Regions from separate parts of the Homo sapiens genome. Here region 2 is linked to region 1. Evidence: read pairs that join two places in POLR2A ChIA-PET (ENCODE). Cell type or tissue: GM12878. All regions are shown on one strand. Links, peaks and the distances in the headings refer to the core of each region. The heading gives the core; the rest is flanking DNA.

Evidence for each region. ChIA-PET counts read pairs that join two places held together with the same protein. Peaks named below come from ENCODE experiments on the same cell type or tissue, not always from the same donor. Only the 100,000 strongest peaks of a DNase experiment are listed, where the experiment ranks them.
Region 2: POLR2A ChIA-PET joins it to region 1 with 5 read pairs; 5 of 35 experiments call an interaction of 5 or more read pairs at or near these places.

The regions. Positions count from the first base shown.
Region 1 is chr11:35,273,099-35,277,098 of GRCh38, forward strand. All of the region lies in intron 9 of SLC1A2 (solute carrier family 1 member 2), which reads right to left. Among named protein-coding and RNA genes, the nearest start is that of SLC1A2-AS1, 6.7 kb to the right of the region's middle. In GM12878, for the core only: no CTCF peak of the experiment used is centred there; no DNase peak of the experiment used is centred there; H3K27ac peaks cover 258 bases.
Region 2 is chr11:35,178,195-35,185,545 of GRCh38, forward strand. CD44 (CD44 molecule (IN blood group)) reads left to right here. Exons shown (of 18, transcript NM_000610.4): 3 at 2,080-2,213. Among named protein-coding and RNA genes, the nearest start is that of SNORD164, 19 kb to the left of the region's middle. In GM12878, for the core only: no CTCF peak of the experiment used is centred there; a DNase peak (open chromatin) is centred at 4,287; H3K27ac peaks cover 278 bases.

The DNA.
Region 1 (4,000 bases), core at 1-4,000:
CCATATAAAAAGGTCAAATATTGGCAATTTCATATGGTTCAACTTAATATTGATAGAAACAAAACATAGCACCTGCCTCTCAGGATGCATGGTGCGAAGGGACTGTCTTTAGGGGCAGGGTGTGGAAGAGGGGTCACTTGAGGCCCCAAACCCGAGGAAGGCTGGCACAGCTCTGGGCATTCAAGGGCTAAAGTCACATGGGGTTAGGGAAGAAAAGGAGATCCACGTAAGCATTGGCTAAGAGCGTGAAGTCCGGATACCAGCCTGGATGACACTCCCAGCTCAAGCATTAAAGATTTCTTAGCCTGTCCTGCTCAGCTTTCTCATTCGTAACATATGGAGAGGGATACTCACCTGCAAGCATGTTGAGAAGATAATAACTGCTAACATGTATTGAGTGCTTGTCAACCAAGAGGTCCTCCACCAAGGCTGTTTTATATAAAAGGCTTATATGACCCAGAAGAAGCTTCTCATTATATTACCATTTTTAGTCCAGGTGAAAAGGGGATCAGAGCATTTTCTCTTTTATTCCTCCCTACACCTTATCCATTTCTTTTTGCACCTAGGAGGCTCCATTGGGATTTCTTGACCCCATTACTAGACTATAAGCTCCTTGAGGACTGAGACTATGTTTCATTTACTTATGGCACAGGCTGGGCAGGGGAGAATGGGGAGGCTGGTATGTGGAAGGGGCAGGACCAGGATGGATTGTGAATTTAAGACTTGAAAGCAGATTAGCTCTAGAGACACAATTGGTTTTTGTTTAGTAAAACATCTGGTTAGATATTTTCGTGGTAAAAAGTCAGGATGCAGGCCATGATCTAGCAGGATGAGGAGAGAGGCACAGAGAGCTCAGATTACTTTACAGATGAAAAGGAGAGGGGTGTCCAGAGAGCTGGGGAAATATTCAAAGATGGAGAACAAGGAGTCCCAAGGGGAAATTCCCAGGGGTGGGGAATACTAAAAGATTTTTTAGAAAAGGAGATGCCTAACATTACATTTTTATTTTATGTCTGTGCTACCTGAAATTATTAACAGTGAAATAACACTTGAGATTCAACAGTCGATGAAGGGGAGACGACTTCTTTTTCATTTTATTACTCTTTTGAACTTTGTCCTTCCCTTTGCTATGAACATGCATTTATTTTGTGATATATCAAAAAATGATTTTGCTGCGCAGAACTATAGCCCTGCCCCATCCCGCCTTGATCTGCAATTATGCTGCCTCAAGTCAGAGAAACTTTGGTGAGAGAGGAAAGGACTTAGTGGAAAAGGGGCCACATTCCATGGGGAGGTTGATGTAGACCGGAGATAAGATGTAAAAAAGAGAATTCAGTGGAAGTGGGAAATCAAAGCAAAAGACTAAGATAGACATAAGCCCCTAAAATCTTCAAAGAAAAGGTTAACGTAGGAATTAGTTTTGTTTTCCACCAGCCATGAGTGGAGGGTCAGTTAGTTAAGTTTGTGTGTGTGTGTGTGTGCATGTGCATGTGTGTGTCTCAAATTTTTAAAACAGCAGAACTCAGATGAGCATGCTTGGAACACCCAAGGATATCTAGATCATCTGGGTTTGAACCCCAATTCAGCCAGTTAATATCCACTAAATTGGGATAAGTTACTTCTCTCTGAACCTGTTTTCTCAACTGTAAAACAATGATAATACTATTAGTTGCTTCATAATCTGCTGTGACTTTCAAACGAGCCCATGTAAAGTGCTTAGAACAATATCTAACACTTAAGGAGCACTCACTAAGTATTAGCTATTTGCATCCTGTATCTTTTCAATCTATTTTTTTGAAAGGATGCATCAACTGTCAAGAGTTAACTCAAAAAAAAGTAGAGGTGCTCATATACCCACAATCAGAAACTCCTGTTTTCCTTCTCCGTCTCTAGTTCATTGCTTCTGGAAGGGAGAGTCCCTGGAGATTGCATCATCAGAATCACCTGGGAACTTGCTAGAAATGTCAATTCTCCAGCCCCACCTCAGATATATCTCTGGGAGATTTTGGTGCATGCTCGAGTTTGAGAATGAATGCTCTATTCTCTCCAGAGAGGAATGCTGTTGGGAGGAGCTTCAGAGCCCTCCTGGAGGGTGGAGGCTCTTTGAGGTCTTCCTTCTAAGTGCCGTCTCAACTATATTCCCCAATTAGCACATGTGAGCCCAGAAAAGATCTCACTAGCAGAGTCTTATGTGAGAATTAGGCCATAGGTCCACTCGGATTTCACTTTATTTTGATTTTCCTTTTCCTACCTGTAGCCAGACACAGTTATTTATTACCTCTTCCTGGTATTGGCTCCCATTTACCACTCCATCCTGCCTCCTTCAGAGACACTGGGGTGTCAGCAAGGTCTCTTATAAATATCTGCCAAGGGCTCCTGACGCAAAGGGCTTCCTGGACCCAGGGGAAGGTTCTGGTTTTAAACAGTCCCACCCATCCAGTGCTCTGGGACTCGGCATTTTTCAGGGCTCCAGAATCTTGGTTTTCACCATGACATTTACAGAGCAGCTAAGCCTGCCTGTTGAAAACCATCCAGGGCTTAGAGGGCAGTAATGAGGCTGGCTGGTCTCCAGCAGTTGGCAAACACTGTGACACATTAAATGTCACTGTAGGCTTTGTTTGGTTTTAAATTGAAAAATTGCTAGAGTTATGAAAGCTTACAAACCTTGGCTAAAGAGGTGAAGTTTCCCCCTTTTCTTTTTCTCTGCTTTTCCTCCACAGACTACTTATCTAGGGAATGGCCAGTTGCACCCCATCTCATCTTAGCCCCCACCACCACTTACACACTAATGAGCACCCAATAGTCACAGAGCTCACAACCAAGAGCTAGTTTCCAGAACTCCTCTTGCTGGTGAGAAAGAATGTGCCACCATTACTAATTCAAAGCAGATCTGACCTAGCTACAAACAGCTACACACATTTTCCCAGGATCCTCTACCCTTCCTTTTTCTTTTCCTCTTAAAAGGAATGCTCGTGCTTATTTGTATACAAACATTCATCCCCAGCAGAATTCTACTCTAGGTCTTAAAACTAGAAGGGCACTCAAAGGCATTGAACCTAGACTCTTGCTTCCAACCTGATATGTTATTGCCCCATTTTACACATGATGTAGCTGAGGCTCAGAAAGTCACTTGCCCAAGGTCCTTTAGATAGTAAGTGCAGAGCTCAGACTGAGGGCTCCTGCCTCTTAGACTCTCTTTCCCTTGATCACACTCCTCCCTCCATTTGAGATCAGAGCCCCAGAACTGGACAACAGCTCTTCATTTGCTCCTTTCTTCCCAGCTCCAGCCTAGGATGGGGTTTTCTATTATATGATTTCATCAACATAGTTAATCCAAATGTATCATCCTTTTTAAAAAAAAAAAAAAATTCAGCCAACTCCCTTCTGCTGACACACTTCAGCCCTGGAGTTAGGACGCTCTGCTTTCCTTTGCAAGTGTAAGCATGTGAGCACCTGCATGGGGTGATCTGGGAGGGCCCAGCCCTCCTGTTTCATTTGCTAACATTTAGGTCAGAAGTAGGCAGGGTTTTGAATGTTTCATGAAGTGACTCACATCCAACAGGCTTGAAAACAAGTGACTGCCAAGGACCAGGACCTACAATGGCAGACCCACTGGGGCTGGAAGACTTGAATTCTAAGGGTGGCCAAGACCTTGATTGTACCCCATTTGTCCTCATTGAGCCTATTTGTTTTATTTTCATGCTGAGAGAAGAAAAAAATAGGTCAAAAATATTTCTCTGGTTAGCATGCAGAATCAGGTGTGTCTTAGTCTGTGCTGCTATAGCAAAATACTTGAGATTGGGTAATTTATATAGAACAGAAATTTATTTCCTCAGAATTCTGGAGGTTGGGAAATCCAAGATCAAGAAACTGGTATCTGGTAAGGGCCTTCTTTCTGCATCATGACATAGCAGAAGGCAGAAAGACAAAGAGAGGGCAAGAAGGGGCTGAATTCACCCTTTTATAATGCACCAACCCCACTCATGAGGGTGGAGCCTTC
Region 2 (7,351 bases), core at 1,920-5,919, 93 kb before region 1:
TAGTAAGCTGAACTTTGATTGTGAAATACAAACAAGGCATACTTGCAAAATATAGATATGCTGCCATGTGCTGAGGACCAGGGGAGTTCTTACAACTGCCACTGGCCAATCATCAAGCACTTAGATGCTGGGAGCCCTACTGCCCACCTGGCCAAACCCCTCACTTAATCCTCAAACTGCAGTATTGGTCAATATTATCACCTCATTTTATGGATGAAGCAGCCGAGGCTTAGCGAATTTGCACACACAGCCTGCCTATGGAGGAGTTAGGATTCTGGTTCTGCTTAGCCTCAGCCCAGGACAGGATTTTAATGACCAAGTCCTCCTCAGGGGCTTAAAAGGGGAGGAAAGTATGCTTCCTGGATTTGCTGAATATTCTTTCCTCCTTGTGAACAGTAACTTACTCATGCCACATACACACATATAAACTTTAATATCCCCAATTTACAGTTAGCATGACCCATAAAACCGGTAGGCAACATGAGGTGGCAAAAACTCAGTAATAGCTTACAAAGAGAATGCAATAGATTCTAGAATGTTGGTGTTATCCATACTTGATGACATGATGTGATGGGGGTGAGTTGGTGGGTAGGTTCACCAAGAAGTATTATTTAGAAAAACTGTGCCAAAGAAATCTATCATTTCACCCATAACTGGTATTAAGTATTGCAAAACTCATTTCCATAATTTCTCTCAGGTAGCTATGAATCAGCTTTCTGCCACAGGACAGATGGCAGAGTCTCATGGGTTAGGATAAAACCTTAGCAGCTACTCTCTTTTGTCTGCCCCACCCTGATTGGTAGCAACTCTTAGATATATGAAAACTTATTACCATTTAATTGTGCCCACACCCCCTGCCAAGCTAAGGAGGCTTTGGGGAAACCAGTTTGTCTGTTCAGATGAGAAATTAGTCATGCGAGCTACAATTGCCACATAGGTAGGAGTTCTGTGTGCTTGGAAACTTCAGACTCACAGACATTTCCATGGGTCGTGCAGGGTGATGCACTCCATGCTGTTGCCCCTGGCAGGAAAGATGAAAAGCATCAATGTGCATTTTAGCCAGAATTGCATTTTGAAAAACCTGCTGGATTTAGCTTCCTCCTCTCTGCCCTCCTGCTGCACCACAGCTTCCCTTGCACATGGCATTTTCTCAGCCCACATCTCATTTTTTGAGGCATTTTATATTCAAAAAAAATTGTGTTTTTAGCACAATTAAAAAATAAGCAAGTTTTTAGCCACCAGGATGCTGCTAGAAGAGGCTGGGCTGTGTATGTTGTATCTGTATGTCGTATCCAGCTGTAACACACTCCCAGAGATACCTTGGTGGGGAGAGAGGGGCTATGCATTTCTCTGGCTGTGCTACTTCTGGAAAGTTCCTGAGCTACATGAGCCGTTGCTATCTGCTTACTTAATTGCTATGACTCCCATTGTAATGATGGTTAATTTATTCCCACTGGCAATAGAATTATGCCTGCAATGCTCAGGAGGCAGTGTGCTGTGCTGTGTACTTGGCATATAAACAAGGCTTCATGTTTAGGGCAATGGAGTATGGAGTAAGGGGACTCACAGGAAAAGTTGTGGCTGAGAAAGAAGTGGGGGAATGGGACATGAGGCAGGTCTGGAATGTGTGCACTGAAATAAAGAAGCACCCCTTCCTATCTATGGAAGCTGGCCATTTTGTGTATTTTCTGGAAAACATGAAGGTATTCCAGAGCCAGCATGAATCTTACATCAAAACTTCTCTCTTCTGTGACTCAGGCTTCCTTCTGTTTGTTCAAATAGACTCAACACTGCTGAACACAAATTTTAACTGAAACTAATTATTCCTTTCATGATTTTTTTTTAAAGCTCTTTATAGGTCTCTAAATAAAATCACTTTGTTTCTATCAGTCTTGTTGATCTCTTTCCCTCTCTATGCTGTTATTTTTGGATTTCAAATAACTCGGTTGTTGAAACCTCCGATATCCCTAGGGGTGAACTGAATGAAGTGTTGCACGGCATTAAATGTCATTGAATGGGATATTATGAAATTCCCATCTTAGCCATTTAGGTCAATATCCTGTTGTTTTTCTCTTACAGGTATGGGTTCATAGAAGGGCACGTGGTGATTCCCCGGATCCACCCCAACTCCATCTGTGCAGCAAACAACACAGGGGTGTACATCCTCACATCCAACACCTCCCAGTATGACACATATTGCTTCAATGCTTCAGGTTGGTTCTCAGGGGGGTGTCTGTTGGCGTGAAAGGCTGTGGGAGCCTGGTCTTTGGAGCTCAGCTTAAGTGGGGATTCATGTAGCCTCCATTTACATAACAAATGCTCACTGAATATCTGTACAGCAGAGCCAACATTCCTGTCTCCATGGAGCTTACATGCTAAATTGGGGAGGCAAACAATAAACAAATAAATATTAAATACCATTCAGGACTGTCCAATCTTTTGGCTTCCCTAGGTCACATTGGGAGAAGAATTGTCTTGGGCCCCACATAAATTACACTAAAACTAAGAGTAGCTGATAAGCTAAAACACAAACAAAAATCACACAAAAAAAATCTCATAATGTTTTAAGAAAGTTTACGGGTTTGTGTTGGACCACATTCAAAGTCATCCTGGACCACACAAGGCCTGTGAGCCGCAGGTTGGACAAGCTTGCCCTATATGAAGTCTGAAAGTGATAAAAGTGCTATAAAAAAGAAAGCAAAATACGAGGCTAATGAGTGCTAGGGATGCTTTTATTTTCTGAGAAGGTGGTCAGGGAAAGTGCCTCCTGGACTGTTCTGAGAATATCAGTGCTCAGAAGGGAGAATGCCAAGGAATAAAGTCAGAGAGCTAAGCAAGGGCCAGCTAACGGGGTGATTCATTCTCAGTGTGATGGGAAGTCATTACAGGTTTTGAATAAGGGAGTGACATGAATCTAATGATAGCTTTGGGGTGTAAGTCAAATGTCTTAGCTGAGAGGTATTTATTATATGAGAGGGCTGGAAAAAAGCCTTGGAGAGTATATGGTATGCCTTTGACCTTCTTAAATATCCCTTACCCAACAGTTGAAAGAACCAGAGAAGAAGAAACCTAAGTTAAGATGTAGATGCTAGGACACAGGCCAGCCTTTCTCTATGTCTTTGTGACTTTCTCCCAACCATTAACCTAGAAAATCAGGCTTATGAGCCTTATTCAAGTCCTAGCAAAATTAAAGAATTCTATGCATCATGAATTTTCAGAATTTTTTGAGAAGGATCAAAATATAAATGTCAAATATCTCGATGCCAACTATCAAAAGTCTTACCTCTTAAACTGGGCCTTCTGTTCCCATGGAAGGTTTGAAGTTGGGTGAAGGGAAAGATGAAGCCTTGAGGTAAACTTGGTACATCTTGCTGGAGTGTCAGTTTTCCCTAAAGATGTGAAGGGGATGTTAAATTAGCTGGAAAGGGACTTAAGACATTATCAGCCTGAGACAAACACAGATATATACATATACATATATATATATTTATATATATATTTATTTATATATATTTATAAATATTTATTTATATTTATATATTTATATTCATTTATATAAATTTATATTTATATATTTATATTTATTTATATAAATTTATATATAAATTATATTTATATATTTAAATATATATTATAAATATATAAAAATTATATTTATATATAAATTTATATATATATATTATATATAATTCTATATATAATATAATATATAATATATATTATATATTATATTATATATAAATTATATATAATATATATAAATTTTATATATATAAATATTATATATTATATATAAATTTATATTTATATATATGTATATATGTATATATAAATATATACACATTTATATATATAAAATCAAGATATCACAGATATATATACCATATACATCAAATATAAATATACATATACCATATATATGGTAGTAAAATATAAAAAGCTGCATGGATTTTTAAACTATAAAAAGGACATCAACTTAATTATGAGATCTTTCTTCTACTCACTACTAAAAAAAACCCAAAAATTAAAATTAATTGTGAGATTACATCAGTGGCTTTAGTCTACACCACCTACCCTTTGTTGTGTGAACAGTAGGGATCAGAGTGGAAATTCAGAGAAGAAATCTAGAGTTTAGGACAAAGTATCAGGGCTGGCTAGTTGAAATGGAGTGCGTGAAGCCAGTAGATTTTGACAAAAATTTACAGGTCACTGAATCTATCGAGAGACATACGAAACAGGAACAGAAAACTGTAGAATGTTTACTCCTCCCTGTTATATGAGTGAAGAACACAAATGGAGTTTGACTAAAGGGAAGGGAGTCCAATTAACACTAAGTAGTACACGACTCATACATACTCAGTTCCCATACCCATGTCTAGCATGTCGTTCTAATGATATTATAATGAGAAAACCACATATAAAAAAGTAAGAAATAGACATAGAGCAACATGTGGTCTAGCTAGCTCCATCTCAGTGCAACAGGTCAGAGGGAGACATTGGGAAAAGCTTGTGCTTTAGATGAAGAGGTTGACTCATTGGGAAAGGGCTGGCATGAGGCTATACACTCCTGAGTCTCTGGGCACTGCTTATTGCATCTCCCATTGAGTCTTGCTGAGTGAATGTATGCAATAAATTATGTAGTTGCATACCCACATTGTCTTACCTGTTTTGCAAGTTGGTTTCACTTGCTAAAAGGAACCTCAACTCAGATAGAAGCTCACACTGTTTTATTGCCTGGCATCGAAGCCATCTAGGCAGGCTGCGACTGAGACTTGTTTCTATCCTTAATTTTGTTCATGAGGTTGGGCCCATACCTGGAGTTGGGAGCAAGAGCATTGATTAATTTTCTTCTCTTTGGAGGGTTAGTTCAGTTGAAAAGCTTGAGAAGTACAGGGGGTATGTTCCTTACTAAAATGGATGAATTAAATAATAAAGCTAGAAGTAATATTTTTCCTTTTGTCTATTTTCCAAATTGACTCGATATTGATGGCTACTTTTGTAAGTTTTTATTTAAGTTTAAAGGGAATATTTATTGATCACCTCTATGTGCTCAGTACTGCACTAGGCAGAGATGGAGTAAGAAAGAACTGGAGGCTACATTTCTTGTCTTAAAGGAGTTAACAATCTTGTTGAAGCAATGAGACAAAAAAAAAAAAAGAAAGAAACTGGAGAAGAGGATAAATGTGTTTAAGGATAAATAAATTCTGAATGTCTTGGATTAGAGTCAGATGATAGGGGTATTAAGTGAGCTAAAGATTTTGATAAACTGCCCTATGCAAAGATTTCATTGCAAGGATCCCTGAATCTAATTTAGCCTGAAAGCTGCTAGCAGGTGGTCATGTCCCAGTGCTGTGATCCCCCCCATAAAACGGCTACAGGGATAAAAGTCAGCTTGATCTTAGTAGATAGCTTCCATAAGCTTAAGTTTTAGCAGTATTTTTAGAAAACATGGCCTGTGGCTAACAAATGAAAATAAGGCAGAACTTGAAAAGGCCTTTGTGATTTTTTTTCCCTCATTTTCAGTGGTTGAGGCCCAACGTGAGCCTGGTGACTTCTGTGTGAACACAGAACTGACTTGAATTGATTCATTTATTAAGCTTGCTTTCAGTCAAGTGCCTCATTTTCTTTTGAGGGTAGAATTAAAGGGAAGATTCTACATGTACTTGTTTATCCATTTCCTCCTTTATTCAACAACTATTTGAGAATATTTATGAGATACCTAAAATGTATCAAGCATTGAAGAGGGTGCCTTTCTATCTGGCAACCAGAGATTAGTGGTTAGACTGAATAATTAATGTTTCTCTTGGTTATTTTGGTGTGTTGAAGCCAAGGTTTATGAGAAAGCCCACCTCAGAGAATTTCTAACAAGTCCTCAGATTCAGGAACACCTCACCAGGTCTAGCTTTCCAAGCAGTACAGAGCTCATTAAATGGAAAGAAAGGCTATCTAATAAGGCCCTGGAATCCGACATGAGAGCATGAGTCTGTTAATTGCACATTTGGGTCAATCCACTAAGCATATTTGCCAGATTTGATGTTCTTTATAAAAGTTAAGGTGAATTGGAGCATGAAGGGGGTCCATGTGAACAAATGCTCTAATAATTTACAAAACTGTCTTAGGGTTTGTGACATCATGCTCCATTCTATTACAACTTGCTGCCTGGAAATTCCCAGTGTACTGTTACTTGCAGTTATATTTGAAGTTAGGGGAGATTGTTTCATCCCTGGCATCAAGAAGCCATAATCCAAAGCCTGGTTCCAGGTATGCACAACATACAAATATCAGAAGCATCTCATAGGTTGCGTCAGTTTCTGCTGATATTTCCAAGAGAAACAAGATAGATACTCCCCTAAATCTCCCAGGTTGGCTATATGCCCTTATTTTCAAGTGTAATAATTTTGGAAAATATTTTTGAAAACTGTAAAAAGCTAAATTAATATTAATTATTACAGTCCCCCATGACCTTGTGAGTTTATCAGAAGCAGGGACAGAAACATGCTCATCTTCTTTTCTCCTTTTATATGGTCTGGCATATAAGTGTTGAGTAGATGCTTAAAAATAATAAATGAAGAGTTATATCTGTAACTTCCTTTAATTATTTCTTATGGCATTACCATTTAAGGATAATCTAAATGCGTGACCTGTACATATTTGGAGATGCATTTAGGGGGCTAACATCTTAGGTGTGTTTACTGGAAGAATAGACCCTTGGGAAATTATATCGGTACTTTTTTCTTTTTTCATCCATTCAACACATTTTTATTGCATGTTTCTCTGTCCCCATCACACATAAATGTTCTGGCCAAGACAGATAAAGTTATTACTCATCTGTGGAGCTTATACATTTCTAGGGAGGGAGGCAGGTAGCAGAAGGCAGAGATTGAGAGAAGTGCCATGAACAGCCATCAAGTAAGATGAACAAGATAAGTTTATATGGTGGTAAACATGAAGAAGAAATGAGAGCAAGATGCTATGTGATGGTGACAGGTGTGGGGGAGTGATGAAGCAGTTTAGATTGGATGGTAAGGAATGGCCTCGCCAAGGAGGTGATACTTCTCTTTAAAGAAATCTGAGAAATCTTTTAGGACAGGCTTTGCAAGAATGGTGTTTCCTAAAACTTTCTGTTTTTTTCCAATTGAATGTATAAAACTGCCAGTTAGTTCCACTAACTGCCCAAAGAAATGGGCAGGTTAAGGTTATCCTTTTTATCTGTGGGAAAAGATGCTCCCAGGTACTAGGAAGCAAACAAAACCTGTTTTGTTCAACTTGTGTTTCTATCCACTTTTATAAGTACACAAAAATTATAGCAGGACACTTAAAATACTTGTGATAACAGCCTTTCTTGTGATAG